Regions from separate parts of the Mus musculus genome. Here region 2 is linked to region 1. Evidence: chromatin loops called from intact Hi-C (ENCODE). Cell type or tissue: left cerebral cortex. All regions are shown on one strand. Links, peaks and the distances in the headings refer to the core of each region. The heading gives the core; the rest is flanking DNA. Region 1 holds the start of Shank2 (SH3 and multiple ankyrin repeat domains 2). Region 2 overlaps Acte1 (actin, epsilon 1).

Region 1 (12,656 bases), core at 2,608-10,607:
ATGGAATGGACACCTTACCAGGAGAAGTGGCAGAGGTCATGTTAGTCCAGCTATTCTCTAAAACCCTCAATGGAGGGTAAAATGCAGCTGGGGAGACAGAAAGGTCCCTCCTGCCTCCCCACACCTCCAACTACTGTCAGAGGGAGACAAGATGAGTGCAGCCTCTATCTCTGTTACTTTCCATGCCAAGATACTCTCCCCATCTCATCCTACCCCTGTGCAAGTGAGTAGGCTCATGTTAGGGTCATCTCACTCAGATCCCATCAAAGTGACCTGGTCTAGATTCAGTGGCAGTGCACCAGTGAGTCCAGGACAGCCTCTAAAGATGCTCCATGTGGCACACCCTCCTAGACTGTTTGCAGCGTGTCCCTGGATAGCACACATCTTCCTTGTAACAACTGCCTGTGCGATGCTTCTGTCTGGCTGGAGGCCTTCCTCCTGGACTCTTCTTAGAGGGCTGGTGAGGACTGTTTGTGGCTGAAGGGAGAACTTCCAGTAGCATCATGTGGAAGACACCCTGTCCTGACTGTTGGATCTTGCTGGCTGCCTCTCTCCTAGGCCTCCCAGCCCAGCAGTGTCTCCTTCAGTGTTAAGAATGGCTTAGCTCCTTCACCTAGCTGAATGGAGGAGCCAGATTCTATAAAAACTCAAGTTATCTGCTCTGCAACCTTAGGATTCTATTAGCTGGTTGGGAAGAGGTGCCCATCGCCCACCAAGGAATGTGAGCAAGCTCCTGACACAGCTCTGCAAACCCACTGCTGTGCCCAGTTCTCCATGCTTCTTAAAACCAGGACTTTACAGAGCATGTCACTCGAGTCTCATTTACCCATGAAGATGCAGAGACTCACAGGGAATAAATAACTTGGTTCAAGAACATAGGTAATCCTTGACACACAAAACCTAGATAGGTATCCTGCAAGACCTCCTCAGTAACTGTCTTGGTCTTGAGCCTCCAGACCATCTCTGGGGCTCTTCTAAGAAATATAAGCCCTTGTTTGAGCCAGGGCTTCCACAAAGCAGTGGATCTATCAGGAGCACACACAAATGTCTGTCAACTTGCCTGGGAACCATAAGGAGTCTACCTAACAGTCTCTCTACTCAATGGTTGGGACATTTCTTGGCTTAACATACCATTTTAATACAAGTGAGTCCAACTCTGTTGTGGGAAGCCGTGGCAGGGAAATTGGGGCCAGCATTTTAATAATAAAATCCATCCCCAGTTCATGGCAAGGGCTCACAACACCACCCAGTTTGGGTCCTTCCATGAGCATGTGGGCATGCGCCCTCCTTGTCTTCAGTCCCTGGCTGTATACACTGCTCATCAGTCCTTCCAGTATTCCCTGTTTCTCTCTGGGCTTCAGGGCTTTCCTGATCCCAGTTGCATCTAATAGTAACCAGACCATGAGTACAGCCCTGGAATTGATTTGCTTTAAGGTTAAATCAGTCACGGCGGCTCTTTAGTTCCCAAAATAAAACTGGGCACTTGGATCCAGTGAGGAAAAAGTTGATTTGAGTTCCCGAACCAGCAACCTCAAGAGCATTTCATGTTTTGGGTATCTCTTTGTCTCAGACTCATTTATCCAAGGCTAGCCTCAAACTCTCTATATAGCCGGTTATGACCTCGAACTCGTGATCTTCCTGCTTCTATCTCCCAAGTGCTGAGATTACGGGCACATGCCACTACACCTGGCTTATACTGTACTGGGCATGGAACCCAGGGCTTTGTGCATGCTAGGCAAGCACTTTACCAGCTGAGCTATACTCCCTGCCCTACTTTATTGGCTTTGATTGACAGACATAGTAAACGACGAACTCTTCTTTCCATTAGCCTTCACCTCTGGTCTCCCAGGGCCCTTGTATAGGAAAGAGTTGGATTTGTTTATTGCAATAAAATCCCAACTCATGACAAGAGCAGAGGTCCTGGGAAGGCTGTTTCCCCTCCTGCATCTGTGGTTGGAGACCAAGTTGCTTGTGTCAGATAACTGTCCCACTAGGAACAGTGAGGAAGTATGTATAAAAGCCACTCCTGAGTGGCCCAAAGCAGATAGAAAAGGAAAGGGCCCTGAGGAAAGGGAAGCCCCAGGAAAAGCCCTCACAGATAGTGGGATATCACTGGCTAGAAGATTCCATTTAGACATTGGGGTCAGAGTTGTCTAGATGGCTAAAAGAGAGAGGGAAGTTCTTACAAAAAGTAACACCTATAAAATCTTCACCCAAATCTTCCTCAAATCCCTGACAGGCTCCTGAGCTACCATATATGTGCAAGGGAAGAACTGAAGGGTCCAATGGAAAACAGTAACTTAAACTTGGAGAGTCCAGGGGAGATGTCAGGAGTTTCCATCTGCAGAGGCAACGGTGGAGACATAAGTCCCACCTTGGTGGAACTTAGCAAGCACCTTGGCCTGTCTATGGGATCTCTGGAAGGGAGATTAGAGTCAGACCTCATTCTAAAACCAAAGCAGTAGCAATCCCTCTAAAAGAACCCTGTAACTGGCTTCATGTTCATGTTCTGCCAGTGATTTTATTTACTGCTAGAAAACTCAACACTCATCAGATAACAGATACAGTTGTGCAGTGTCTGAATTGGACAACAACAGATACACAAAGGAGAACATTTTGCCATATGTGGGCATGAATCTTGATAATCAGCATGAATAGAACCATCTAGGAGACATCCCCATATGTGTCTGGGAAGTTTTTTTCAGAGAGGTTTAACTGAGGAGTGAAGACCCACTCTCAATGTGGCTGTGGTCCAGAAGTGAATGAAAAGGAGAAAGTAAACTGAGTACCAGCATTCCTCTCTCTCTGCTTCCTGATTGTGGATGGGAAGTGAGTGACTGCTTCATGCTCCTGCTGCCAAGCCTTTCCCGCCATGATGGACTGCACCATAACCCAGGGAGCCCAGATAGGCCTTTCCTCCCTTGTATTGCTTTTGTTAGGCCCCTACACTCATTGTTAAGCTCTTGCTATGCCAGGGAGTGGGTTTGCCAAAGCGAGAATGACTGTGACTCCGTCTTCTGCCACAGACCTCCCAGAAGGTGCAGGAAGGAGTATTCATGGTGTGAGGAATTCTAGAAACAGTTGTCTTATATAATGAATAACACCCAGGGTGAAGCAGGGAGAGAACCATTTGAAGGCATCTTTGAAGGGAGCTGGGCTCCTTACTGTAGTGAAGTAGTGACTAAGACAGATATTTTGTTCAGGAAGAAACATAGTATGAATTCTTAAATAATACGACTTCAGTTTCTGATATATGCAATGAGGACAAATAATGAACGGCAAGGACAAGACCATTTCTGGAGTATCTCATCTGTGTTACTCCCATGAGAGAACCTCTCCTGTGTCTTGTTTTAGAAGACCATGAATCATGAGCCCCTTCCTTCACAGGCTCACCACCTAGCCCTAATCTTTGCCAATATCCCTGTCTACACATACCATCACATGAAGCACCAGGAACACAAGTACACACACTGGGGAATGCTGGCCTTCAGTATGGGGTCCTGGTTGCCATGGTTGTGCTTTCTGGTCTCAGCTTCTGTATATGAAGTCATGGTGGCCATACAGTCACTGTGGTCCCTCATCATGGCCCTGGCTCCTGCAGTCCACCTTTATCCTCCAGGGTGTGGTGAGGTGCTATGCGGAGGAAGCAGTGGCTGTGTAGGTCAGGACAACTCTAAAAGCAGAGTCCTCCCTAGAGCTCCCAGAGAGTCCAGCCAAAGCAATGGTGGCTGGGAGGAGTTGATTCTCCTTAATAGCTGAGAGCTGGGCATGTGTATCCACTATGGAGAAGCAGCCAGGCCATGTGAGGATCAGCTCTCTACCATGCATGCAGCCAAGGCAGGATGCAGGCCTTGTTATATGTTGGCCATTCTGTCTGAGTCTCTGGGTTACCTCATAAGGCTTCCAGCTAAAGAGGGTGGAGGCAGGCAGCCCATGCCACATGCTTGTGATAGGAAGATGCTGAGCTACATACTTTGTGGGGTAGGGCTTAGCACATGCTCCCATCTCCAGAGAGGCTGAGAGTGAGTTCAGTCTCTCTGGGTCTTAAAGCCCTTCCTCAGGATGCTCAAGGAACTTTTGAGGCAGGCTAGGGCTTGTTTCTCTTTAGATGAGGAAGCTGTATCTTGGAATCCCACCTTGGGCCACTCACTGACCCAGGATGCCCATCTGCAAGCTCCAGGCTCAAATTTCATGAATTCCTAGGAGCTGGACCAAAGGACCCAACAGGCCTGGAGGCTGGGGAGGGAGGGGGTGCTGCACGGACTTGGCTCCCAGGCCGAGGACTGTACTCTGCTAATCAGCACTGCTGGTAATTGGCTTACTCCCTGTAGACGGCTATCTTTGTCTCTCTGAAGTCTACAGGGGACCTTCGCATGTCCTTCCATCTTGGGGGAAGGGTTCCTGTAGGAAGGTAGGACTCTAGGGCTCTCTTGGGAGAGCCAGACAGGTGGGGTCTTCAGGTCCAGGTAGAAGCCAAGAACCTGATCCATGCCCTTCTGTCCACCAGAAGTTTCCAGAGCTCAGAGACAGGCTTATGTGGGAAAAGACCAGTTCTGATACAAGGGTGCTGGCTGAGTCTAAGGGGAAATAGAGGTGATGTTTGAGCCAGAATGGGATCAGGACATGGGTTATAACAGCCTTAGGGTCCGAGTATAGAGCAGGCAGTCCTGAGCAGGCAGGGCAAGGTGGGCCTGGCTGGTGAGACAGCATTTGACACTTAAGATCTTTCCAGAATATATTCCAGTCTCTCTTACCTCTCTCAGGCCTCCAGAAACCCCGCACTGGCTACGGTCCTGGACAGGTATCCAAGGTTACTTACAAGAGGCTCTTACCCAGTTCTTACCCAGCCCCTCAGCACCAGTCCAGTCCAGCCAGGCTCAGGCCAGTGCTGAAGCCTGATCCTCGGCAGTGCCACTCACCCTGGGTACCATACAACTTCCAAAAGTTGAGCCCCTCAGTGGCTCCTGCCAGGAATGGTGCAGACGCCGCAGATGCAGACGACACCCACATCTTTGTGCAAAGCTAACCCCATGTTACTGCCGAGACGCCTTTTAATATCTGGCCTTATTTATATGGGTAATGACTCATTCACCAATTACTGTGAGATGGAGATACTTTGCCTACTAATATTTAAATTGCAGTTATCTGAAGCTACTAGGGAAGGAAGTGAGGTCTGCTGGTTTGAGTTTGGTGGGAATGGGCTCCAGGAATAGAGCTCTTGTCTCTCTCTACCTGCCCAGTTGCACCCGCCTCTGTCTCTGCCTCCCTGCTCCAGTCAGATACCACTGGCCAGGGGCCCTACACCTGGTCCATTTCCTTTCTGACATTTGTTGGAGTTAGGGTCAGGTGAGCCACTGAAAACCTCTGGAGCCTCTCTTTCTCCTCTCAGCTCCCCATGGACCTCTGTTAGGCCAGGGGACAGAGCAGCCACTGAGCCAGTGTTGAAAGCGGCTCAGGTACTCCCCTGCCTCAGCAGCCCTGTCTCTCTCTCCCCTGTCCTCCTCCACTGATATAAGGGCCAGTGGAGCAGAAGCTCAGGAGGCTAAGGTGAGAAAATAAGGATTGCCTCAAGGCATCAAGGTGTGCTATGCCACAAAGCCTGGGAAGTTGGACTAGCTGCTTCTAGAATCTCCCATTTTCTTCTCTTCCACTGTGGTGGTACCACATGGGGTGGGGAGGGGGGGTGGCTTTGTGCCTTGAGGTATCTAGCCACAGCTGAAGGGAAGCATGTGACTTCATGCACATACCTAGCATGCCCTCAGTACCCATTCTCAGCGAATCCTCAGAACATAGCCTTGTGCTGGCTGAGGCAGGTCTCTTCTCTAGGAGAGGCTCCTGCAGGAGTCTAATGTGAACTCCCAAATATACAGTGATGGAGGGAGCACCATCCTGGCCTAGGTGAGTGCCTAGTTAAACTGCTACCTGCCATTTACATATGCAGTTTTGCTTCTCTTTTTGCTGCCGCCTCACAAGGTACTCCCTTGTATCAAAATGCCCTTCGCTGTGCAAATCAGATGGGTGAGTTCAAGCAATGTTAGAAGCTAAGGACAGGCTTTAGCTTTCACCCAGCAAAATAAGGCTGCAGGGAATGCTGAAGACACCAAAAGGATTCTGGGAACTGAGTTCTGGTGCTCCTGTTCAAATGACAATCCTGTCAGAGCCCTCTTGTACAGGCCTTACCAGGTCCCTAGACAACTGCTTGGTGTGGTGTGGTACCCCTATAAGCCCTTGATTGGAGTGGAACAGCCCTGGGTAGGGGTGGGGCTGGGCAATGGGCTGCCTGTTGCCTCATGTCACTTAAATAGGACTGGAGACAGACCAGCCTGCTGCGCCTGGAACCCAACGGGTGAGGACTGGATTCTTTTACTTGTTCATTTAGTTTCCAGCATGTTGGGAATTTCCAGCTCCCAGTTTTCAGGGGAAAGAGGAAAGACTGGCATATCCAGGAAAAGCCCAAAGGACTGTCTGCTGCACTAGGAATCTTGATGAACAGTGTCTCCAATGACAAGGTCAGCCAGGGAGGTGTCTTAGAGGAGGTAACACCCTGAAAGATGACAGAGGCATCTGGACATGCTAGGGAGGGTCTATGTAGGGGAAGGGATTGTCCACCACCTTTCCACCTGATGACTTGTAGTTTGGTGTGGTTGGGATCTTCTTGCTGTAGTTGTGAAGCAAGGTGTTCTGTGGCCCAGTCTGGCCTCAGACTTGCTGTGTAGTTGAGGATCTTAAAATCGTGATCTACCTGCTTTCATCTCCTGAGTGCTGGGTGGGATTGCAGGTGTAAATTACATCACGTGTGCCTGGCTTATGCTGTGCTGGGGATTGAACCTAGGGGCTTTGTGCATGCTAAGCAAACACTGTGTGAACTGAGCCGTGTCCCCGGATTCCATCACACATGTTCTAATGGCACGTATTACTCAGCCAGTGCTGACAGTACTGTTGCAAATAGAAACACTTGAACTCTTGCCACCTCTCATGAGGCAGCTCCAGGGACATCCTTTTCTACAGAAACAGAAGTACACAGAGAAGGGGTAGCTTTTCTAGAGTTACAGAGCCTCATTCCCCACTGGGTAGTTCTTCTCCAGAGTGCTGTGTGTGGGAACACTTTGTTATACCCTGAACACATGAACTCAGGTAACCCCACAGCCAGTACTGGGAATTGCCAGGCACCCCACTTCTGCTGGTGGGGGTTTCCCGAAGGAAAAAGGGGCTGCCCGAACCGCTAGCCCATGGCTACAGAGGACAGTGCCTCAGCCCACACTGTCCAGCTCCCGCACGCACACCCTCCAACACTGAAAGCACAGCAAGGGGAGACACGCTTGTCATCAGCAGCAAGCACTTCCGAGTCTCACCACGTGCTGGGAGCACCTGCCACGTCCTCCCTGCCAGGACTTGAGAGCCTCAGAATGTTCTGATGCATAGAGAGCCTCTTTTTGTACAAGAAGTAAAATTATTTTCAGCCTGTTGTCAGGCAGCTGTCAAAAGACATGGAAATGAAGGGCTTAGTGAGCTCTGAGAGGAAGTCCCATGGCCAGGGTGGGTGTAGGGACACAGGCTGTTGGTCATGCCGGTTGTGGAGTGGAGAGAAAATGGTGGTGTGGGGCTCATTTCGGGGGTCACTCTCCTTCTGGCAACTGATCCCGGGGGCATGATCTGATTTTTTTCCGAGCATGCATGGGCATTGAGTGGTCCCAGATGCTGATGGAGTTCACCTCCCTGCAGTGCTGGGGGTCCATGGTTACATGTCTAGACTGGAGCTCTTTGCAGTCTGTACATCATATACTGCCCATGGCCTGTCATCCAGAATGAAATCAGGTTGGTGGGGGGGAAAGCTTGTGGATATGGGAGTGATCACCCAGGAGGCTGAGGCAGGAGGATGGCAAGTTCCGGGCCAGGCTTAGCTTCATAGTGAGACCCTCTCTCTCAAAGCAAAAGAGAAAAAGGAAATGAGGAAATTGGTGGTGTTGGCTTTTGGACCATGGCAGCTTCACCCCCATAATGTCAGGGCAGGGCACCCCAGCACCTCCAGGACCCAAGTACCTTACACACCTCTGCAAATCTCTAGAGTGTTCTGTGGGTACTCTCAGGGAACCCAGGATGGGGATGCTCCCAGAACATTCCAGAAGTCTCAAACCCTCTCATGAGAAAGCACTGTGAATAAAGGATCTCTAGCAGTCTTGAAGAGAAACAGCTTTTGGATTTTATCTCTTCCTTAATTTTAATTTTTAATCCCTGCTCTATAGTTTCTGGTGTCCTTAGAGATGCTACCAGTGTTTCCCAGGGATCTGCGGGCTTGCTGTCAGCCTCAGTCAACACCATCCAGAGAAGCCTGAGTTGGTAGTAGGGACCTGGGTCCCCACGGTCACTGGGTGGAAGACCTCAGGGGATGACGTAGACAGTTCTGTGCTAGGCGAGGAGAAGTCGGGCCAATGTCTGTTGACAGACCCGTGAGCATAGAACCACAGCAGTGTAAGCCAAAAGTCAGCTTCTTGCATGGGACCGTTGTTCACACACAACTGATGTTCTGCCAGCCATGTATGCTGTATGTAACATAAGATGAGAGATAAAATAAACACCCCTGTGTTTGTTTTCTGAAGCCAGGAAGAGAGAGTCATTGGTGTGGGGTAGGGTACAGCGCTAACATCTCCTTGGGGTAGGGTGCCATGACCCGCCCTTGACAACAAGAATCACTGCTTGCAGGTAGAGACCCCTTTGTTGCTGGGAGTGTTCAAGGACAGCATGTTTGCGGGGATGTATCAGAAGCAGCCCATTCCCCCAGCAGGAATGCTCAGGGTATAGCATAAGGCACCTCCACCTCTCCATAGCAGAGCCTATCCCAGGCTGACTATACAGGATTCTGACTGTCCAGATCACAATAGATGCTCACACAGTCTCTAGCCCACCTGCCCACAGTCCTGCTTGCCACAGCCACTCCACAGGGTCACCCCAGCTCCAAGCTGAGCTGCTCTCAGCCTTGTCAAAGAAGCTTCATTTAGCAGTGAACAGTGGCAAAGGCAAACTCATAACTGGTCAGTTCTGAGAATTAAGGGACTGTAATGAACAATCCAACCCTGTGTTGGACCTCTGTAGCAATCCAGCCCTGCGTGGGACCTCTGTAATAACCCCTCTGCACTCCCTGACCACCAAGGCTCAGGGAACAGCACAGAAGGAAGAGAGGAAAGAATGCGAAGCTGGAGGATATGTGGAGCCTTGTGAAATGCCATCTTGGGGACATGACATGGCTGTTGTTCCCATGAACTCACAGCGCTGTGGTTGCCTTGTATAAGACCTCCTCTACAAGGCCAAGCCAACCAGAATCCCAGTATGGATGGCAAGGAGCTCATGAGCACCACCTTCCAGCTGAAGGTCTATTGTCAGTGGCTGACTGCTGGAGGAGGGAGCAGTCACTGGTAACTAGCCCATGTTCCAGTGGATGGCTCCATACCCCTGCACACACAGGCAACACTGACTAGACTCAGTGAGCTTTAGCAAGAGAAAGCAGGACCTGAAATTGGATGTACCTAAGAGGAGGTGGAGGGGCCATTGGGATGAATATGACCAAAATACATTGTACACATGTTAAAAAAAACAAAAAACAAACAAACAAACAAACAAATGGTGTCTGAAGAGAGTGTCCTCAGGTATGGGATTATACTGTGGAGTCCTTTGTCACATCATCTTGTATCTATAGCCTACCTAGACATGCCACCTGTGCCCCATACCTGTTGCTCTCCCACCCTACCCCACCCTACCCAGCCAGCACAGCTCACTCTCCAAGGCCTGATGGGACATTGGATTCGGGGTTGGGTCTAGTTGGCACTACGGGAACTGGGTGGAGACATGATTCTGCTTGGGGATATTCTCAGCTCTTCTCATTGGAGAGCTCAAGGCTCTGTACACTTCCACAGCAATTTCTACTTGTGAGCAAATGCATCCGAAGGAGCAGCTACCTAATATATGGCTGGTTATGGTGGCAGCTGGGGGCTTTGTATCTGGAACGTGTGACGCTGCTGCCTTGCTGGAGTTTGGGAGTTTGGATTTCTGCTCTAGGGAAGATGGGACAGGGACCTGCTTGATCCTCACTCTTTTGACATATCTTAGGTCAGAGACCCAGTGTGGAAAAGAAGGTTCTGTCATTTCCTTCATTTAGAAAAGGTATGGGGTGTCACACTGCCCTCCTGGGAAGAGGTCTCCTCCCACAACCTCCACCGAAGGTCAGTGTCAGATGTAGGATCTTCTGGTGGGAAGGGTGACTGTGGCACAAAGCCTGGCTTCTAGCTTTACCACCCAGTTGTGGGCACACATTCTCTGCACCACACAGTGGCCAAAGAGATGCCAAAGCAGTGGGTGGCAGGGAAACTAGGCTTGGGTGCAGCTTTGTGCTTTCTGGAAGATATTGATCCCCAACAGATGGAGCAAGCACTGAGCGGCACTGGTGTCTCAGAGAGTCCCCAGAACTCTGGCAAGTCCCCCGAAGCCCATGTGGTTGTGGGTCTGACTGGCGGGGGTCCCTGGCCTCTGGAGTGGGGCTTCCTGTATTTGTGGACACTGGTGACACCATCCCAATATGGCCTCCAGCCAAGTGCTTCATGATGATCTAGAAACCTCCGTGTTGACGCCTACCCAGGAAAGGTATCTCTAGCTCATCCCTGGAAGATGGATGCTCATGGATGATGCCACAGTCAAAGGGTCTCCCGAAAGCTGCTCAACCTTGCCTACAATGTCCAAAGGACCACAGAGGCCACATGCATGGCGCGGCAGCGAGTGTTAGACAGCCACTCCATCTCTAAGCCAGCCGTTTTGATGCCACCGGCTGTGATACTACAGGGGAGGATGTCACACGGGCGGTTTTGACATTGCTGACGAACCGTGTGGGCCCAATGGAGATGATGTTTAAATGCTCAGCCGACACGAAGCTCACACACAGACACACATAGTGATTCAGGCACAGCCTTTTCCTTCCCAGACAACGCCTGGCACAGCAGCGACCATTCTGAGCGTGCCTGGGATCCCAAGTGTGCTGAGGAAGGAAGGTGCCACTGCTCAGGCATGCCAGCCTCCTCTTCCTTACACCGCCATTTTTGTTGACATAAACTGTGTCGACCATATGGGATTGAATTCAGTGTTCCAGTTGCTTTTTCCTGTCTCTTCCTTTTCCTTTTCTCCCCCCTCCCCCGCCCCCTCCCCGGGTTTGGGAAGCTGTTCTCTTGGCAACCACAGAAGCAAAGCACACTCTTAATTGCTGCCCCAGTGGTAGATGCCCAGTGCCGAGCCTGACCCTTGCACTCCCTCCTCCTTTGATAGCATCTTCACCCTGGTGTGGGAATCATTCCTTGTGTGCCCCCACCACCACCACTGCAGGGCACAGCAGTGAGCAAGCACCCCCACCCACACTCTGCACTCTCTTTGTTTGCTATACAGACAGAACTTTTCTCAAGGTGATGTTTGGAGAGAGCTTCCCTTGCTTGACTTCTGTTGGGGGTGTGAATGCCAGAGACACGTGGGGAAACAGCTCTGAAGGGCCCATTTTTGCCGGCTGCCCTGTTTTGGGGTGCTTTACCTCTGACTACTTTGACAGTTATTATTTCCCATTCCTTACACAAAGCGAATGTAAGCGGCAGGGGGCGGAGTCCTGCTTTCCCAGGGTCATTATCAAGATGGGGAGGGCCAGAGAAGTGATGCCACTTGTGTCTGATGCTTCCAAAGGGAAATAGGTCACTGTCAGAATTCCTGAATCCTGGCATGCCTACCGGGGTGTCAGGGATCTTCTGGTGACTTGTCTGAAGCGTGGATATTTCTCCCTTGACTTTCTTACCACATCTGCTAGCTGACAAATAGACTTGGCTTCTTCTTTTAAAAAAAAATGTAAAAAAAAAAAAAAAAAATAGAAAAAGCACAGTACTTTATATTTAGCCACAGGCGCACGGAGCGCCCAGCAGCAGCCGGGTTTCCTTGGATAACTGGGGCTCCGGCTCACAAATGCCTCCCGGTGTCTCCTGGCCGACAGCTCGCGCGCAATCGCCTGCTCCATGTTAACCCTGCGTGGTGCTGCCTCTCCGATGCCCTGCTTGCTCTCTCGGCAGCGTGGCACTGCTCACATGAGGATCACCGCCAGAGGTAGCCGGTTCTGAGAGCAGCCTCAGTCTGCGCACAGTTGCTTCCCAGCTGACAGACAGAATATGGGGTGGGCTTTGTCACCAGCACGCTGGGTCTGGCATGCCCAGCGATGCTCGGGGCTGCAGCGCGCCCAGACGCCCGCCACTGCTCGCCGGGTCCCAGCCGCGCCAGCTCCGAGGGGCCGGGCTGCGCGCCTAGCCTTCCTGCCCGCCGAGAGGGTTATATAATGAGCGGACCGCTGCCAAAGTCACAGGGAAAATGAAGTCTTTGTTAAATGCCTTCACCAAGAAGGAAGGTAAGGAGAAAGCTGTAGGAAGCGTGGGGTGCCTGGTGAGCAGCCGTGGGCTGCTCCTCGGGGGAGAGGGGACTCGGGTGCCTCCTCAAATTGCTGGTTACGGTTCATCGCTCAAGGAATAATTGCCCCAGCTTTGTGGTATGGTTTGGCTCTAGTCAAGTCTGGAAGATTAACACAGATGAAGGTGCCTTTGTATTTTAGTGTGTTCCTGAGCTACCAGCCTCTGGCAGAACTGCATTCCAGA
Region 2 (12,656 bases), core at 2,091-10,090, 270 kb before region 1:
CCCACAAACACCATACACAGCAGGGTTACATCTTAGGGTATGCTGAAGAGATCCAGCTCTGTGCCTCTTGTGCAGAAGAGGTTACTTCCCCATGCTTTCTGTCCTTCTAAAGCCTGGCCCATAGCCTGGCCAAGACCCTGCTGAAGGGGTTACATGGACATGGTGGTTGCCTAAGAGTGGGCCATCTCCCATATGCCTACTCCCACAAGTAGCACCCTACATGCCCTTGCTTCTTGGTCTTGCCCTACAGCTGACCTCGAGTACATCCGAGACCTGAAAGACAAATACAGCTATGTGGCACTGGACTACAACATGGAGATGTCAAAAACTTCAGCACCATCCTTCCAGAAGAAATTCACACTGCCAGATGGCAAGGAAATCAACCTAGGGCAAGAGGCTTTCATGTGCTCAGAGGTGCTCTTCGACACCAGCCTCCTGGGTGAGTCGTCTCAGGGGGCAGTGGTCCAATAGACCCTTGGCATAGAATGCTGTCAGAAGGAGGGTGTGGTAGTGTGGTGGCGGGGCATTCTGCTCTAGGATTCTCCTGCTCTAAAGTCTCCATGGTGCTGTCTCCCACTCACTCCTGTTACTTTGCTGACCCCTCAATTCCTCCCCAGAAGTCTTAGTCCAACTGCAGATGGGATGAAGGGCAACCCCAGCACTTGCTTCCATAGCATGCTATTTATAACTCTGCCAGTTCAGGAGACTTTAAAATGGAAGAATGAAGCCAGTTAAGGCAGAATTACAAGGCACAGACATTTGTGAGAACTTTAAGCATCTGAATGGCCAGTGGATTTTTATACTATTATTATTAACATTATTATCATCATTATTATTTTGTGGTTTTTTTTTTTTTTTTTGAGACAGGGTTTCTTTGTGTAGCCCTGGCATCCTGCAACTCACTCTTTAGACCAGACTGGCCTCTTTTTTTTTTTTTTTTTTTTTTGAGACAGGGTTTCTCTATATAGCCCTGGCTGTCCTGGAACTCACTTTGTAGGCCAGGCTGGCCTCGAACTCAGAAATCAGCCCGCCTCTGCCTCCCGAGTGCTGGGATTAAAGGCGTGCACCACCACACCCAGCCAGACTGGCCTCAGATTCAGAGATCCACAGGCCTCTGCCTCCTGAGTGCTGGGGTTAAAGGCATGTGCTACCACTGCCCTGTTCCTGAAGGTTTTTAATGACTGTTGGCTTGGATTGGTGTTAATTGGTCTTCTCATTGCTGTGGGAAAAAAATTGCCTGGCAAAGGCAACTTAAGAAAAGAAGTTTGACTGATAGTTCAAGGTTATTTCCTATCAGGAATGTGAGGTGGCTGGCCACACTGCATCCACAGGTGGGAAGAGGAATGGATGCTGGTGCTTGGCTCCCATTCTCTGTTATACCGTGTCCAGGATCACAGTTCATGGTGTCACCCACATTCAGGGTGGGTCTTTCCTCTTTAATTAACCCAATATAGAAACTCAGACGTGCCTAGATGCTTGTCTCCATGATTCTAGATCTTTCATGCAGACAGTATTAGCTCTCAGAGTCACCCTCTCTCTGGAACAGTGAGTGATATAGCCCAGCCAGACAGTGGTGCACATTGGGATGCAGAAGCAGGAGGATGACCATGAGTTCATAGTCAGCCTGGGCTACACAGTGAGCCACTGTTTCAATAAAAAGAAAGCAATGGACTGTGAAATCCCCATGGAAAAGGAAGGTCACAGAAAACCACTGTTCCCTATGATCTAAGTCTTCAAGTCATTTGTGTCAAATGTGGACATACTCTGTGGCTAACGGGGCTTAGCTCTCTATTCTGTGCTATATAGTACAAAGCGTGAAGTCTTTTCTCTGCTTTTGGTGTTTGCTCTGTAGCCCAGGCTAGTCTTGAAATCATTATATAGTCTAGGCTTAACTTAAACTTGTGGTAACCTGTCTGCCTCAGTTTCTCAAGATGTGGGATTGTAAGCATGGTAGACCACACAGTTTTTAAAAATATAATACATGCCACTGTGGAGAAGTCATTAAAGTACTCCCCAGAGGCCAGGTGGATCCCAGAGAGGAATGAAGCCTCAGGTTCCTGATGTCAGCCGAGCCCTCTGCCAGGCACACCTGAGGCACTCCATTGTATTAGTTCTTCAGCCTTCACATGATCACCCTGTGCAAGGAGTGAGGGGTGCTGATTGGCATGCACTGCCCCAAGGAACATGAGCTATAGCTACATGATATGCATATCGTTCAAGGCTGGTGTCTGTTGCTTGCTTATGGAACATGTGACAAGTGAAAACAGTTACCTAGTGGCACTTTCCAAGGCTGAGTGGGGACATTGCCCTAAAAACACTCACAAAACATGTGGCACCAACCTTGTTTGAACCACCGGGGGTCAACTCTTGTCAGTGATAGTGCTGGTAGGCCAAGCTTGTGACCCACTTGAAGTCCACCGAACCTCAAGATTCCTGGTGGCCTTGGGTCTATTCAGAATCTGGAAGGTATCCCTCCCTGAAATACTAAAAATGGGGAAGCCTCTGATCCCAAAGCCTTCTTGTGCATTTCCCCCAGAGAGAGCCAACCCAGGGATCCACATGCTCACCCTGGAGAGCATCATGTCCTGTGAGAAATCCCACCAGAGGACTCTATTCAATTATATCGTACTGACTGGTGGCACCAGTGCCTGTACTGGCCTACGATTCCGGATGCAGAAAGAGATGGCAAAGGTGGTCTCTCCAGACTTCTGTGTGAAGGTATTGGCCCAAACCTCACCGGAGGCCTTCAGGGGTTGATCCATGAGTAGTTCTAGATTGGCTAAGGTCTAGGAATTGCACCAATCAGCAAAAGTGACAGAAGCCCCTGGCATTTACATGAGAGAAAGAGAGAGAGAGAGAGAGAGAGAGAGAGAGAGAGAGAGAGAGAGAGAACAACAAACTAATCTGGTGTGGGAGGAGTGGCAGATGGGAAGGGGCTGCAGCCTGCAGGGTGGGCAGTGGCAGAGCTGGGGTACTGAATCTGATCAGAAGGTGGCATCATGGCATCAAGGATGATGAGCTATGGGGGTCAAGACAAGCATATAGGCTCCTTTTTGTATTTTACATGAACATGTGTGTATGCATGTGGACATGGTTGGCATGTCTAGCTTCATACATAGGTTCTAAAGATCTAAACTCAGGTCCTCTTGCCTGAGCCTATTTCTTTAGTCTTCTTCTGAAACAGATCTCACTATGTATCCCTGGCTGTTCTGGAACTTGCTGTGTTGATCAGCCTGTTCTAGATCCTCCTGCCTCTGCCTCCTGAGTATTAGAATCACAGGCATTTACCACCAAGGCTCCCATAACTCTTAATTTAAAAAGTTAATTTTCTATTATGTGGGTCCTAGGGATGGACTAAAATTGTCAAACTCAGGCAGGTGTGTTTCCTGGATAGCTTTCTAGTTAGTCCAGGGTGATTTTTTTTTTTTTTGATGTGGGTCTTCTCCTCCCTCTAGGTAACTGCCTCTCCATATGCCAAGTATAGTGCCTGGATAGGTGCCTCCATCTTGTCTTCCCTCCCTCTGTTCAAGGACATGTGGATCACAAACCATGAGTATTTGGAAATTGGCCCTTCTGTCATATTTAGAAGATGCTTCTGACTGGTGGATTTTGGGTTCCATCACCTGAGCCAACATCATCATGCCTAGGCTGGGCCTTAGCCATACTGAGCAGGGCATAATCAAAACAAGCTCAGAGCAAGGCCTCCTTTCTCCTGAAGGACAGTAAAAGTGTGTAACAAGGGCTGACTCTGCCTGGTGTCTGGGTGGCTCCTGTAGCATGCCAGTGCAGCAGGCACTTATTCTTCTGGTGTATTGGTCAGGATAAGTCAACAGTGCTGCATAACAAGCACCCCCAGTTTCCAGTGCCACAAAGTGTGGTTTGCCATCACCCTGCTGCCTGCACCCTGAATTAAGGGTCACCACCCTCACTTGGGACCTTCTGGTAAAGCCATCTTCATGTGTAATTTTGTCACTCATTATGAGTTTCTTAGAACCATTTTTGTTGCTGTAACAAAATACCTGATACTTGGTAACTTATAAAGAACAAAGGTTTATTTAGCTCACAGACTCAGGAACATGACACTGGCCTCTGTGAAGGTGATGTTGCCTTATTAGAATATGGTACAAAGCATTGTGTGCTGAGACAGTAACAGTGAGACAGTAACAGTAAAGTTGAGTCTTCTTCCTCCTTTTTCTTCTCTTGTCTTTTGTTGTTGTTGTTATTAGGAGCCATTTTATTTTTTCCTCCAACATAATATTTTTATTGATTATTTGGGAGTTTCACATCATGCACTTTGATCACACTCACTTCCCATTCTTCTCATGTCTAACCTCCTCCCACCTTTGTGACTTCCCTACCCCGCAAAAAAAGAAGAAAGAAAGAAAAAAGGGAAAAATGTGCTCCAGTGCATGGTCAAACTCCCAGTGGTCAGCCCCTTAAAGACAACTGAGTTCTCTACCTGCACCCCTGCCAGAAGCCGTCAACTGAAGAGCTACATTTCAGCATCCACATCACAATTTTTAAGAGTTCTCCTTGATGGCTTCCTGTTAGGCTGTTACGTGTGTGTGTGGGGGGGGGGGTGGGGGGAGTTCTCTTATTATAATGCCGCAAACGCCATCAAGGGGCCCACCCTTACAACTTCATTTAACCCCAGTTTCCTTCCAAAGCCTCCAAATAGCATTAATATATAGATATGGGGACTTGGTTTCTATAGCAGTTTGAATAAGTCTGGCCCCCATAGATTCATGTTCTTGAATGATTGGCCCATGGAGAGTGGCAATATTAGAAGGTGTGGCCCTGTTGTAGTAGGTGTGGCCTTATTGGAGGAAGTGTGTCACTGTTGGAGTGGTCTTTGATGTCTCCTCCTATGCTCAGGCTCTGCCCAGTATTAATTGTACCTTCCTCCTGACTGCCTTTGGATCAAGATGTAGAACTCTCAGCTCCTTCTCCAGCACTATGTCTGCCTGGATGCTGCCATGCTTCCTACCATGATGATAATGGATAAACCTTTGAAATTGTAAGCCAGCCCCAACTGAATGTTTGCCTTTATAAGAGTTGTCTTGATCATGGTGTCTCTTCATAGCATCCTAAGATATCCTAACACCAGTGACTGAACTTAGGAGTCATCTGCTGGGTTTCACTGTCAATGAGGAGACACGGGGGTGTTTATCACAGTTAATAGACACAAGTCACACAAAGCCACACTTCTACAGGAAGGAGGGGAGTTGTGTGGCACAGGGGCTGGGAGGGGTCTCCACCTTTCAGGGAATGTGGTCTTCCTGGGGTTGCTGTGAGGTCAATTTCATCAGGTCTGACTATAGGTGCAGAAACTACAGCCAAGGGAGACAGGATCAAGGCTGTAAAGGCCGATGTAAAGGTCCACACAGGGACTTGAAATCTGCAAATAAGTGAGTGGGAACACTGGTGACTGAAAACAGAAAATGTAGACTGACACATAGTAAGGGAGACAAGCCTGGGCCTTAAGGAATGAATCATTCCGGTGCACTTTCCATCTGAGGTGTGTTTAGAGCTCACAGATAGTCAACAGGCACTAGGCCCTGTCTACCCTAGCTGGCAGCTGCTTGCCTAGGCTCTCAGTTCATCCTAGGTTTGAAAAGTCACAGGCTGTCTGCTAGGTGACTGAGTCCACAGATCAAAAAGGAAGGAATCTTGAGTCCTGAGCTAACAGGGTAGGACTCCGGGGAAGGGGGCAGCACTAGATATGGGGAAGATCATGCCTCTATGAAGAACTCAGCCAATGAGAGATTTAGGGAGCAGAGAAGTGCAATTAGGAATTTAAAAGCATGCATTTTGTGCCAGCAGCAATGTGCCAGCCGCTTTTGCCTTTTCTCTAAGCTGACACCCAACTCTGCAAGGTTAAAATAATAAACTGTTCCATTTTCACTCTCCAGGTCCCTGAGACTCTTACAGTGAAGTGATGCACTGTGGGATCTGACAGCAGGGAGCACAAGGTGGTTACTGTGACAGGGAACATCTCTAAATTAGGTGCTGGTGACTCAGTGCATAACTGAGTCTGTCTAAGGCCCCAGTGCTGTGTCATGAAGCCCAGGTAGAGGCTTGGCACCACTGCAGCTCCTCGACAGTAGGTGATGCCGTCGGAGACTACTGGACCTTCTGAGGCAGACTCCGAAGCCAGCCAGTCTGACGACTTGGAGAATCAGACATGTGTGAAGAGATGGTGGCCACCATTCTGTCTGTGCCGTCTGATTGAAGGTACTCCTGAACTGAACAATAAATGAACAAAGCAGCTACCTACTGACTAGCAATGTTGGTTCATCAGATGCCCTTTAACCTTGACATCTAGGTACTCCTTAACCTTGATAGGCAGGGGTCCCATAACCATACACCCTTTTGACCTTCACTGAGGTCCCTTTAACCTTGATAGTACACGTTGGGAAGCCACTTGCTGTTGGTTCCTTCATAAGCCATGTCTGTAAACCACGAGGGGACTGCAGCACCACCGTTGAGAGGTCCCACCCACCCCACAGTGGTTCTGCCCGGCTCCAGATCCCCAGAGTCCATGGTTGGGCTCCACGCTTCTTTTTATGGTGCTTAAGACCAAAACTCCAAAAACCTCAGGTGGAAACATAGCCTCAGTCTGACATAGCCATGATGTCACCCCCGGGGGAAAGTCACCGGCACCACATACCAGCAGACCTTCCCACTGGACCCCATGTCTCAGAGGCACATCCCAGCAGCAGGACCCTGTCTGTGTGCTCCCTTGCTGAACTCTGAGTGTTCTGAGCCAGGTGGTGCTGTTTTCCCCATAAATACTTGCATATCTGCAGCAATGGGTTCTGTGCCACTGTGGCTCTCAGACCTGCAGCATCAGATCTCCCATGGGCTTGTAGAAACATCCTGGCCCAGGCCATCATTCAGGGGAGGAACCAGGAACTAAGAGCTTAGTCCCCAGAGACTCTGTCCTTTGAGAAACCTAGATTAATGAATCCAGGTTTCCAATTTGGGCTGGAATCCCTGAATTTTAGAGCTGACCAGTAGATGTCATCCTAACACTGGTTGCCAGATCCCATCCTGTCATGACTAGAAGGCTGGCGGTTTCAAAGGCTTCTTGGTGGGGATAACAGAGATACCAGGGATCACCTCTCAGCTTGCCTGTCCATGCCTCTGGGTTGGTCAGCCTGCCTTGAACGGGGTGGGGGTAGAGTAGGGGATGAGGGGTGGAGGGAGGTAAGGAGAGCACAGCTTATGTTTGGCATTAGAAGAGGGATCAGGGGTGGGAGAGAGCCTGTCCTTGACAAATATCCAAGGTCAGAGCCTCCAAGAAGGGTGCTGTGTTGGAAGCTGAGGACTAGACCTGAAGCCCATTCCATTCCAGGACCCAGTTTACTCCTCCAACACTGTTGTGGAGCCCTGGGTAGTCTAGTTCCTGCTGTTGAGAGATACCACCCTGACAAAATACAACTTAGAGAAGGAAGTGTTGGTCTGGCGTGCAGTTTTAGGTTACAGTCATTCCAGCCCCAATTTTCTCCTTTCTATTCAGTCTAGGACACCAGCCGCTCACATTCAGTGTGGGTCTTCCCATATAATTAGCCTAATCTAGAAAATCCTTTACAGACATCCCTGGAGGTTTGTCTTTATGGTGTTCTGAATCTTCTTAATTTGACAATATTAATTAGCACTCTGTACTTTCAACAGCCTTCATACCACCGACAGCTTGGAGGTAGGTTGGGGCAAGATGGAGGGTAGGATCCACAAGGGTAAGGCAGGAGAACAGGCAAGATCCATGAGTATAGTGCCAGCAAGGGGATGTCTGGGCCATCCGGTGCCCTCGAACTCTTTGGGTCAGATAAACATTCGAAGAGCACAGTTAAATTCAGCAACTTGACACCCATAGCAGACGGTGCCTTGGCCCTCCTCTGAAGACAGCAGCTTATCTCAGCAGAGGCTTGTGAAATAAATGCATACTTAGTGAAAAGTCACAGGACAGCTATGGACCCCAGGGACTCTGACCAGGGAGACCTCCCACATGGTCCTGTCTTTAACCCTGCAGCAGGTTCCATCACCTGCCACGCAGGTGTCTGGGTGGCTAGCTGCTTTCCTCGAGCTGATGCAGGGTAGAAGTGGAGATGCAGGAAGGAGGAAGCCCCTCATCTTGGTCCACCTTTCCTGCTGACTGAGCATCATGACACAAGAACTCAGCTGATCAAGTCAAAACTGCCTGCAGAATAATGTGCATTTTCCTAAAGCCAGCAGACAAGGATGCTCAAAACAACAGATGAACCATGCTTACCTCCAACCAGAACACTTCTGCCCTTGAGTTTGATGCTTACAATCTCATGTATGGATCTTTAAGAAAAATAAGAAAGGCAGTGCATATATATTTACTTAACTTAAACTTTTTAGTTAAATATTAAGTCTTTAAACCTCATAAATTGTATTCTTAGAGAGATATGACTCAGAAAGATTCAGAAGCACATAGCCTTTTAAAACCTAAGCAGGGTTCTCTTAAGAAGCCTGTACCCATGAGGGTGTGTGCGCTATCCATCCTTTCCCTGTATATCTGTCTAGACAATAAATTCATTTACTTGACTTCACTATGACTCATCCAGATATTCTTTTTTCAAATATTTATTTATTTATGTTGACAGAAGCCATCTAGGAAAGGCTATGGCAAGCAAATGTGTCTCCTGGAGATGGCCCACAGTTTGGCATGGCTGCAATGGGTGCACTCTGGAGAGGCACAGCCCCGGAGACTTGGTCCCAGGATTGATCCTCACTGCTGATATGCTTTTCCTGTCATTATTACATAGCCCAGTGATTCCTGGGTATCAGCCCACCCTATTGGGTAAATTCCCTACAAATCAACATGAAGATGAACATTCATGAATTAATGCTGTTTAGATGAATTAATTATAGCATTCCTGATTTGATTCAAATAAATTTAAGAAGAAAGTTTTAGGAGATGGTTTTAGTTGTTTTGCCACAAAGATGTAATAAAGTTAGAGTCAAGAAAAGAATGCTCCCCCTCCTCACAGAATAGTAAGTAAAGGCTGCATAATAAGGAATACAATGAGGTTTCATGAATTGCACTAAGAAGAGAATTACACTTGTGAAAATTGTGAAAGGAAAAACGCTCATTGTAGGTTAGGTCCAAGGATAAAGCCACAGGTGTCCACTATGATAGAGCAAGGCTATGTGACATCATTGCTTTGAACTTATGAGCTTACAGAATGAAACACTGCTTTTAATATCAACATCCTTCTGTAACTCCCCTTGTATAAAACGTGTAACATTTTATCTGTGAGGTAATTTATAAAGAACCTTTGTCTAAGAAGGTATAAGAACTCAGAAAGAATAAATAAAGTGTGGCTTTCGGGGCTTTGCTCCATCCACAAATGAATAAGTATATGTCTGTCTGTCTCTATATATGTAGATATATGTATATAAATATGCATGAGCATTGTAAAAATTGATGAAACAGGTGGTCAGGCCCAGCCAGAGAGAGTACGTGTGGCTGTGTGCCTAACCTTCATCTTGTTTTCCTTTTTATTTCCTCTCTGGCTCAGGAAGAGTTAACAAACTCTGACTCTCTTGCCTGGCTAGCCCAGGGATCCTTGAACCAGAAAGAAAAGATCCCAGGTAAGTAAGCCTTTTCCTTAATTTCCTCCTGCTATAAGCAGGAGTTAAATTTCCAAAAGCCAGCAGCTTTTGGCCACAAACTAGCAATGAGTTAAAGAAAGAGTTAAATTGCCAAATGGATTTTGGCCATGCAATCGACCCCATACCCTCCTTTCACTGTCTTCCTCTGGGAACTGGATGCTGGGAAATCCTTGGCAGAGTGTTTATTTGGATGTATATTTATACACTATATAGGTGCAGTGTCCATTGAGGCCAGAAAACAATATGACAGATCCCTGCAACTGGAGATACAGGTGGTTGTGAGCTACCATGCTGGGTAATGAACCTGGGTCCTCTGGAAGAGCAGCTGGTGCTTTTAAGCCCTGAGCCATCTCTCTATCCCCTTGTCTTGAAATGCTTTGTGTACACACATACATATGTGTACATGTGCATATGCATGAATGAGTGTGTGTGTAGGCTAGTGTTGGTGTCAAGTGCCTTCCTCAGCCACTTTCTTATGTGAATATCTCTCTCTCTCTCTCTCTCTCTCTCTCTCTCTCTCTCTCTCACACACACACACACACACACACACACACACACCAGATGACACCAGTGAGAGACAGTGGAAGGCTGCCAGGGTGGCTGTTTCAGGGACCTAAGTGGACATTAGCCTTGCTTGATCCCTGGGCCTCTCTGCACAAGTGAGGGTAACAGGCTTGACTTCAAAGCCTGTATCCTGCTGTCAGTAACATCCCTGTGACATTTAACCACCAACAACCATGTCCAGATGTCAGCCATTGTATTTGATGGGGGAAGGGGCGGGCAGGAGATGCGCAGGTACCACCTTCACAGCACAGGTGCTGTTTTTGTGTAATATCTTTGCTCACAGTGGTAAGGGTCAGTTGAGAGCCCCTTTGCTGGAGTGAGGATATCTATGAGTGCAGATCTGAGGATGGCAACTATGGTAGTTACACTTGGTTATCAACTTGGCCCACTGAGAAGCAGGAACTTCAATTGAGGAATTACCTCCATCAGATTGGCTTATGGGAATGTCTGGAACTTTTTTTTAAATTATTGCTGGTGTGGAAAAGCCCAGCCCATTGTGAGTGGTGTCATACTTGGTTTGGTGGTGGGTCTGGGCTATATGAGAAAGCTGGTTCAATGTGAGCCTTGGATCAAGTCAGTAAGCAGCATTCTTCCATGGCCTCTGTTTCAGTTCCTGCTTCCAGGTTCCTGCCTTGACTTCCCTTGATGATGGACCATAACCTATAAGCCAAACAGACCCTTTCCTCCCAAAGTTTCTTTTGATATTGATGTTTTATCACAACAACAGATGCCAAACTAGGACAAGGACCCACTGGGACCCAGCATTGCTGATCACAGTTCCAAGACAAACTGACACAGACACCTGAGGTCCCATGTAACAGCTTTTTCTAGACCCCAAACCTGAGCATCCCCTCTCTGCAGAAGACTTTCAGGCAAACATCCAGGTACTATAGCCAGGGCACCCAGGGCAGGTTGCTCTAGTGGAGCCAGGCTGTGATGGTTCATGTGTGGCCCTGAGCCAAACTTCACCTTGTGGCCTCACTGGTGAGTGGGGGGTGGTGAGATTATCCCACTGAGAATAAGGGCCACACCAGAATTGGCTTGTGATATCTTACTGCTATTAGAGGAGTCTGGCTCAGGCTTAGAGACTCCACAGGGCTGCTTGCTCCCACCCAACTGTGGCCCAGCTCATGCTAAAGCCCATGGGTTGCAGTGCACTCTCCCAACCCCCACCCACTCCCACTCAGAGCCAGAACTCAACAGAAGTCCACTCAAGAGTCTACAATGCAGGAAGTGGGGACAAACCTTTCAGATACCCTGATCCTCTATGAGTTTGGGCTCAAGGTCCCCAGGACTGTGCAGCCACTTGGGCTGCAGAGGCAGGCAGAGAGCCTCCTGCCATGGCCATCTGCATCCATGTGCCTCTGCACAGCTAAGTGCCTTTGGGAGCTGGGAGAGGGATGAGCGGAGGTCCACCATCTGTCCCTCTCTGTCCATGGGGAAGCTTCAAAGCTGCCAGCTAGGCCAGGATGTCCAGCTGTTCCCCTCAGGAGAAAGTCCAGCATAGTCTGTAGAGCTGGCTCCCACAGCTGTGATGGGGCCTTGAGGGACCTGTAGGCTTCTGGCTGATCTTTACTTTAGAAGATAAACATGCTGATCATGGAGAAAGGGAACATACACCCTTCACCCTCCAGCTTGCCTCTGTTGGCAGAGCCATGCTTCTGAGCAGCTTCAGGCTGAATGATGGCTAAGGAGGATCTGGAGCAGGGTACCACAGCCCCTGTTGCCCTAGTATACTGCACAGCTCACCAACTGGAAGCTCCTCCCTCAAGCTGGCAGGCCAGCTGATTGGTGGCATTGACAGAATACACCAAGTGGGAGGCATGGATGCCAATTCCAAACCTCTCCACTGCGTGGGCAGCTGTCTAGTTACTAAGACACTCGCTCCTCTCATATTGGAACCCTCCCGGTTTCCTTGCCTCCTGTCCTTAGGAGCTGCCTGCTAAGTCTTGTAGCTTTCTTAAGCCCTTCCATCCCTCTTGCTGCTGTAGACTGCTTTAACTCCTCAGGGACACACTTGAGGCACACTGGATTCCACAGACTGTATAACATCCTGACCCTGAGTACTACCACCCAGCCCACATGTCCGAATGTTTGCAACACCTCAATCCTCTGCTCCAGTGTACCATTGCCTAGCCTCTGGGTGATCTAGGAACTCACGTCCTGGTGTTCTTTTCCTCAAAACTAGGAGTGGTACTTGGTGAAGAACCCTTGCTGGTTCCCATCACAGGATTTAGAGTGGCACGGTATGGTGTTCTGGCTGGTTTTGTGTGTCAACTTGACATAGGCTGGAGTTATCACAGAGAAAGGAGCTTCAGTTGAGAAAATGCCTGCATGAGATCCAGTGATAAGGCATTTACTTAATTAGTGAACAAATGGGGAGGGCCCATTGTGGGTGGTGCCATTCCTGGGCTGGTAGTCTTGGGTTCTATAAGAAAGCAAGCTGAGCA

What was found. A loop is a pair of places that touch in the nucleus more often than their neighbours do. Peaks named below come from ENCODE experiments on the same cell type or tissue, not always from the same donor. Only the 100,000 strongest peaks of a DNase experiment are listed, where the experiment ranks them.
Region 2: a loop joins it to region 1, with 2.1 times the contacts of the local background. A loop is called at or near these places in 3 of 42 quality-filtered maps.

Annotation. Positions count from the first base shown.
Region 1 is chr7:144,163,545-144,176,200 of GRCm38, forward strand. Shank2 (SH3 and multiple ankyrin repeat domains 2) reads left to right here and starts at 11,916. Exons shown (of 16, transcript NM_001113373.3): 1 at 11,916-12,412. The coding sequence starts at 12,376. In left cerebral cortex, for the core only: no CTCF peak of the experiment used is centred there; DNase peaks (open chromatin) are centred at 6,996, 7,404 and 10,574; H3K27ac peaks cover 81 bases.
Region 2 is chr7:143,893,770-143,906,425 of GRCm38, forward strand. Acte1 (actin, epsilon 1) reads left to right here. Exons shown (of 10, transcript NM_001369835.1): 8 at 251-439; 9 at 2,537-2,718; 10 at 3,456-3,743. The coding sequence ends at 3,599. Among named protein-coding and RNA genes, the nearest start is that of Mir6404, 33 kb to the right of the region's middle. In left cerebral cortex, for the core only: a CTCF peak has its summit at 7,023 (motif pointing right); a DNase peak (open chromatin) is centred at 7,041.